2 separate regions of the Homo sapiens genome follow, and region 2 is linked to region 1. Evidence: read pairs that join two places in POLR2A ChIA-PET (ENCODE). Cell type or tissue: HepG2. All regions are shown on one strand. Each heading gives the region's core, and the rest is flanking DNA. Links, peaks and the distances in the headings are about the cores only.

The links. Peaks named below come from ENCODE experiments on the same cell type or tissue, not always from the same donor. Only the 100,000 strongest peaks of a DNase experiment are listed, where the experiment ranks them.
Region 2: POLR2A ChIA-PET joins it to region 1 with 5 read pairs; 2 of 35 experiments call an interaction of 5 or more read pairs at or near these places.

The regions. Positions count from the first base shown.
Region 1 is chr6:43,236,569-43,239,481 of GRCh38, reverse strand. No RefSeq gene overlaps it. Among named protein-coding and RNA genes, the nearest start is that of TTBK1, 5.5 kb to the left of the region's middle. In HepG2, for the core only: no CTCF peak of the experiment used is centred there; a DNase peak (open chromatin) is centred at 1,351; H3K27me3 peaks cover 11 bases.
Region 2 is chr6:43,529,472-43,532,384 of GRCh38, reverse strand. XPO5 (exportin 5) reads left to right here. Exons shown (of 32, transcript NM_020750.3): 22 at 810-906; 23 at 1,561-1,697. It also overlaps a transcript of POLR1C not described here. Among named protein-coding and RNA genes, the nearest start is that of POLR1C, 14 kb to the right of the region's middle. In HepG2, for the core only: no CTCF peak of the experiment used is centred there; no DNase peak of the experiment used is centred there.

The sequences.
Region 1 (2,913 bases), core at 94-2,593:
TGCTTGGGTTTGAGATTCTTGTATCTGTGCATTTATAGTTTTCATCAAGTTGAGAAATTTTTCAGCCATTATTTTCTTAAATATTTTTTCTGCCCTCCCCTTTCCTTCAAGGACTCCAATTACCTTGTGTATTAGGCCACTTGAAGTTGTCCCACAACTCAGTGATGCTTCACTTTTTCCCAGCCGTTTTTCTCACTGTGTTTCATTTTGGATAGTTTCTATTGCTGTGTATTCAAGTTCACTAATCTTTTCTCTTACAGCATCTAATCTAATATTAATTCCATCCAATGTATTATTTTTCATTGTTGTTTACAATTCTGGAAGTTCGATCTGGGTCTTTTAAAATCTTCCATATCTCAGTTTTTTCTTCTAACTTCTTAAACATATGGAATAATTATAATGACTACTTTAATATATTTTCTACTAATTTTATCTAAACAATTTCTGGATTAGTTTCAACAGATTTTTATTCTTACTATGGGTCATATTTTCTGCTTCTTTCCATATCTACTAATTTTTTACTGGATGCCAAATACTGTGAATTTTACCTTGCTGAGCCCTGTATATTTTTATATTTCAGTGAATATTATTCAGCTTTCTTCTGGACTGCAGTTAATTTTTAAGAAGCAAAAACAGGCCGGGCATGGTGGCTTATGCCTGTAAATCTCAACATTTTGGGAGGCAGATGCAAGAGGATTGCTTCAGCCCAGGAGCTCAAGACCAGCATGGGCAACATGGAGAGACCCTGTCTCAAAAAAAAAAAAAAAAAATCAAAAATCACCCAGGCATGGTAGCATGCATCTGTGGTCCCAGCTACTTGGGAGGCTGAGGTGGGAGGATCGCTTGAGTCCAGGATGTCAAGGCTGCAGTGAGCCATCATCATACCACTATACTCCAGCCTGGGTGAAAGAGCAAAATGCTGTCTCAGAAAAAGAAAAGAGAGAGACAGAGACAGACAGACAAAGAGAGAGAGAGAGAGAGAGAGAGAGAGAGAGAGAGAGAGAGAAAAGCCAGTTTGATCCTTTCAAAGTTTACTTTAAAGTTTTATTAGCTTAGACCAGAGCAGCGTCCAGTCTAGGGTTAATATTTCTCTGCCACTAAGGCAAAACCTATTTTTTTTTTTGCCACCAAGGCAAAGCCCTATGAATTTTCCGTATGAGCCAGTAGGAACAGGCACTAGTTCCATCCCTGTATGAGCTCAAAAATTGTTAACTCTGTGGCTTTCAGATGTTTTTCCCTACCACGGATAGTTCCCTCATACACATGTGTTGATCAGTCCTCAGCTATCTATTCATGGAACCCTCTGAACCTCTCCAGAGCTCTCTCTCCTGTCCTGTACGCTCTCCTGCAAACTAGTGGCCTTGGCCTCCCTGGACTCCCAGCTCTATCTCCTCGATCAAAGAGACAGCCAGGCTCAGCCTGGGTTCCTCCATCCTGCAGCCTGGTAACCTTGTAGGCAATAAGCTGGGGCAAATATAAAGCTCGTCTACTTTTTTTCAGTCTTTCAGGGATTACAGTACTGTTCTGTGCTGCCTGATGGCCAGTGTTCAAACATTATTGCTCTATATTCATATATTCTGTCCAGTTTTTTAGTTGTTAAAGATGGGAGGGTAAATCTAGGTCTTCTGCTTCTTGGCCAGAAGAAGACATTTGATCTGGGTGTTACACGGCAGGAGTGTGAGGATAGACTGGAAGAGCTTCCCCAGATGCTTGATTTCTGCCTTCTTTGAGTCACTCAGTCCTTTGCACATTAATGCATGGCGTTAGCCTGATTTCTCCTATTCTTGAGCTAAGGCTGGCTCCTCCCAAAGCCAAATGGAGTCAAAAATCTCAGATGCTCTTCTTTACTCCTTTCTGTAGCTCTGTTAGTGCCCATTGAATGTCTCACACAAAATAAATGCTTTTAAAGTGTGTCGCCAACCTGTACATTAAAAGGGATTTAAGGCCGGGCACAGGGGCTTGTGCCAGTAATCCTAGCATTTTGGGAGGCTGAGGCAGGAGGATTATTTGAGCCCAGGAGATCCAGACAAGCCTGGGCAACCTGGTGAGACCTCGTCTCGTCTCTCTGGAAAATAAAAAATGAATTTAACAAAAATTAGCCAGGTGTGGTGGCGTGCTCCTGTGGCCCCAGCTACTCAGGAAGCTGAGGTGAGAGGATCGCTTGAGCCTAGGAGGTCGAGGCTACAGTGAGCCATGATCATGCCACTGCATGCCAGCGTGACAGAGCAAGATCCTGTCTCAAAAAAATAAATAAAGGGGACTTAAAAGATAAATAAAAATAGGTAAGGTTAAACTATACTGTCTAGAAATGCACATTTGGGTGATAAAACCATAATGAAACTTAAGGGGCCGGGTGCGGTGGCTCACGCCTGTAATCCCAGCACTTTGGGAGGCCGAGGCGGGCGGATCACGAGGTCAGGAGATCGAGACCATCCTGGCTAACACGGTGAAACCCCATCTCTACTAAAAATACAAAAAAATTAGCCGGGCCTGATGGCAGGTGTCTGTAGTCCCAGCTACTCGGGAGGCTGAGGCAGGAGAATGGCGTGAACCTGGGAGGTGGAGCTTGCAGTGAGCCGAGATCGCGCCACTGCACTCCAGCCTGGGCGACAGAGCGAGACCCCGTCTCAAAAAAAAAAAAAAAAAGAAAGAAACTTAAGGACCTTTAATGAGTTTTTGTCCTCACTATAAAAGTAAGGGCAGTGGTTACTTTTGGAGGGAGAAAGGTGGCTGTTTGGGATGGTGCACATGGAAACTTCTGGGTATTTGAAGATCTATTTTGAGATGATATGGGTGCAAGAGTGTTTGTCTTATAATAATTCATTTGTTTAGGTGGTTTTCTGTAGCTGGGTTTGATTTTATAATAAAAGTATAATTTTATTGGTATACCCCCGCATGAATGAATGAATGGTG
Region 2 (2,913 bases), core at 133-2,632, 290 kb before region 1:
TCTGAGCCCGGCTGTGGTCAAGCAATCCAATGGCATTCCTCAGCTGTGAAGTTAGCCAAAGGAAGGATGTTAATTTGCCTTTCCAGAACTCATGTCTGTCTGTTTCAGCCTAGATAGTCCTGAATCTTTTCCTTTGACACCATTCCATTTAAGGGTTATGTTGCAGACACCAGTAAAAGTAGAAATTCCAAGAAATGTATAGCTATTAATATAAAAAGTAGGTGTTGCTTACCACACACCCCCATGCCATTATTCAAGTTAAGTCAGGAACTCCTGCTATAGAAATAAGTGGCCAACCAGAAATACTAGAATGGACAAACAGTTCCCACAGATAGCTTCTGACTATAGGACTCGAAATGTAAAACCTCTGATTACACTTAAAAATATAGATATTTTAAGGCAGTTTTTAATACTAAGGTAAGTGGGTTTCATTTTTAGCTGCTACACATCTTAGTGTTTTGTGTAAGATTTTGCTTAAAAAAGGGGTTTCATAACTTAATTGTGGGAGCATCCCCAGAGCTTTATGGAAAAATACTTTTGAGTTGTCACTTTTTTTGGTACAGGTTCCATCTGGGGGAAAAAAAAAAGCAGATAAAAGAGTACCCGGGTCTAAAGTCCTGGGTCCTTAAGTAGCTTTCACCTTCTCCTACCAAAAGAGTGCAGCAAATCACGTAGCCAACTGCTTTGCAGTACAGCACCAGACATGCACACATCTTCACCCCTGAACAACAGCTTCCTGCTGTAGAGTGTTGGCCAATTGAGACTCCTGACAGTGGAGCATCATGTTCTTGACCCGTATTTCCCTGTAGGATTACCTCAACCTCTCTTGGAACTCAATGACTCTCCTGTCTTCAAAACCGTCTTGGAAAGAATGCAGCGTTTCTTCTCTACCCTCTATGAAAACTGGTAAGGAACCAATGCTGCCTCTCCATATTTTCTTCCTCGATATGTATTGTATAGGAATGTCCATGGGTTGGACTTTTCATCTAGTGTACAGGTAAGGCGAGGCAAGAGTTTGATAGGAAACTTATCATTCTAGTGTTAAATAGAAATGAAAGCCTGCTTTCCTGCATTTGCTTTTTTTGTAATTGTCATATGAGCCTCACAATCCCAGCCTGCTTCATGCCCAACTTGTCTGTGTTTCTAGTGTATAAAATGATGAAACCCAAGTCGAAGCTAAAAGTGGTGGGGATTGCTTAGACCCTACACTGCTTGCGGCATACTTCTCATAGGAGTCGGGTGGCTGGATACTGGTTGTGGGTTGGGGAGGTAACTGGCCCTCATGGGCTTTGGCCTCACTAACCACTACACTAATCAGCCAAGCTAATGAGATCGTCCATTGTAAGTCCACATTAAATAGTAATGAAAGCTACTGCTGATCTCGGCCACCAACATCTGTCTTTAAAAAGATGCTGTATCTATAAGTTCTCTTAAGTAAATACAACTGCTCTTCTGGCTGAAAAACCTTATTGTAGGCTAGAAATGAAATTCATGGGACAGGGCTGGCAGTAACAGATGTTGGATTTGTCATTTTCAATGCTCTTTTTTTCCCCTTTACAGTTTTCATATCCTAGGGAAGGCAGGCCCTTCCATGCAGCAAGACTTCTATACTGTGGAGGACCTTGCTACCCAGCTTCTCAGCTCAGCCTTTGTCAACTTGAACAATATTCCTGACTACCGACTCAGACCCATGCTTCATATCCTTTCAAAAGTCTCTACATAACCCAAAAGGTCAGAAAATTAGAGAGAGAAACAAAACAGGTCACAGCAACCAGAGGGAAGAGGCAGAACTGGAAGGAAGAGATGAGATTATGTATCTAAGTGTATCATGTCATTAAAAACACTGGCAGATTGCAGGGAAAACATGAAGGCAGTCCAGATGGCCATAAACTTTTCCTTAGGGGTAAATTTTTACCTTCCCCCTTCTCGGAATTATTACAGATAAAACTTTTTTTTTTTTTTGAGACAGTCTTGCTCACTCTGTTGCACAGGCTGGAGTGCAGTGGTATGATCTCGGCTCACAGCTTCTGCCTCTCAGGTTCAAGCTATTCTTGTGCCTCAGCCTCCTAACTAGCTGTGATTACAGGTGTGCACCATCACGCCCAGCTGATTTTTATTCCTATTTTTTGAGACAGAGTTTTGCTCTATTGCCCAGGCTGGAGTGCAGTGGCATGATCTTGTCTTACTGCAACTTCCACCTCCTGGGTTCAAGTGATTCATGTGCCTCAGCCTCCCAAGTAGCTGGGATTACAGGCGCATGCTACTACGCCCAGCTAATTTTTTTGTATTTTTAGTAGAGACAGGTTTTCGCCATGTTGGCCAGGCTGGTCTCAAACTCCTGACCTCAAGTAATCCGCCTGCCTCAGCCTCCCAAAGTGCTGGGGTTACAGGTGTGAGCCACCATGCCCAGCTGTGAAAGATAAAACTTTTATCCCTTTTCTGTATTTTTAGAAGCACTTTTTTTTTTTTTTTTTTGAGACAGGGTCTCAGTGTTACCCAGGCAGGAATGCAGTGGTGCCATCAAAGCTCAGTGCAGGCTCAAGTGATCCTCCCACCTCAGCTTCCTGAAGAGCCTGGACTGGACCACAGATGCGCACCACCACACCCAGCTAGTTTTTATTATTATTTGTAGAGATGGGTCTGTATTATGTTCCCCAGGGTGGTCTCAAACTCCTGGCTCAAGTAATTCTCCTGCCTCAGCCTCCAAAGTGCTAGAATTACAGGCCTGAGCCACCACACCCAGCCAGAAGCAGCAGTTTTAACACTTCATTCTCATTCAGACCCTTATTAATAGTTGAATCTCTTTCTTTCTTTTCTTTTTTTTTTTTTTTGAGACGGAGTCTTGCTCTGTTGCCCAGGCTGGAGTGCAGTGGCGTGATCTCGGCTCACTGCAAGCTTCGCCTCCCAGGTTCA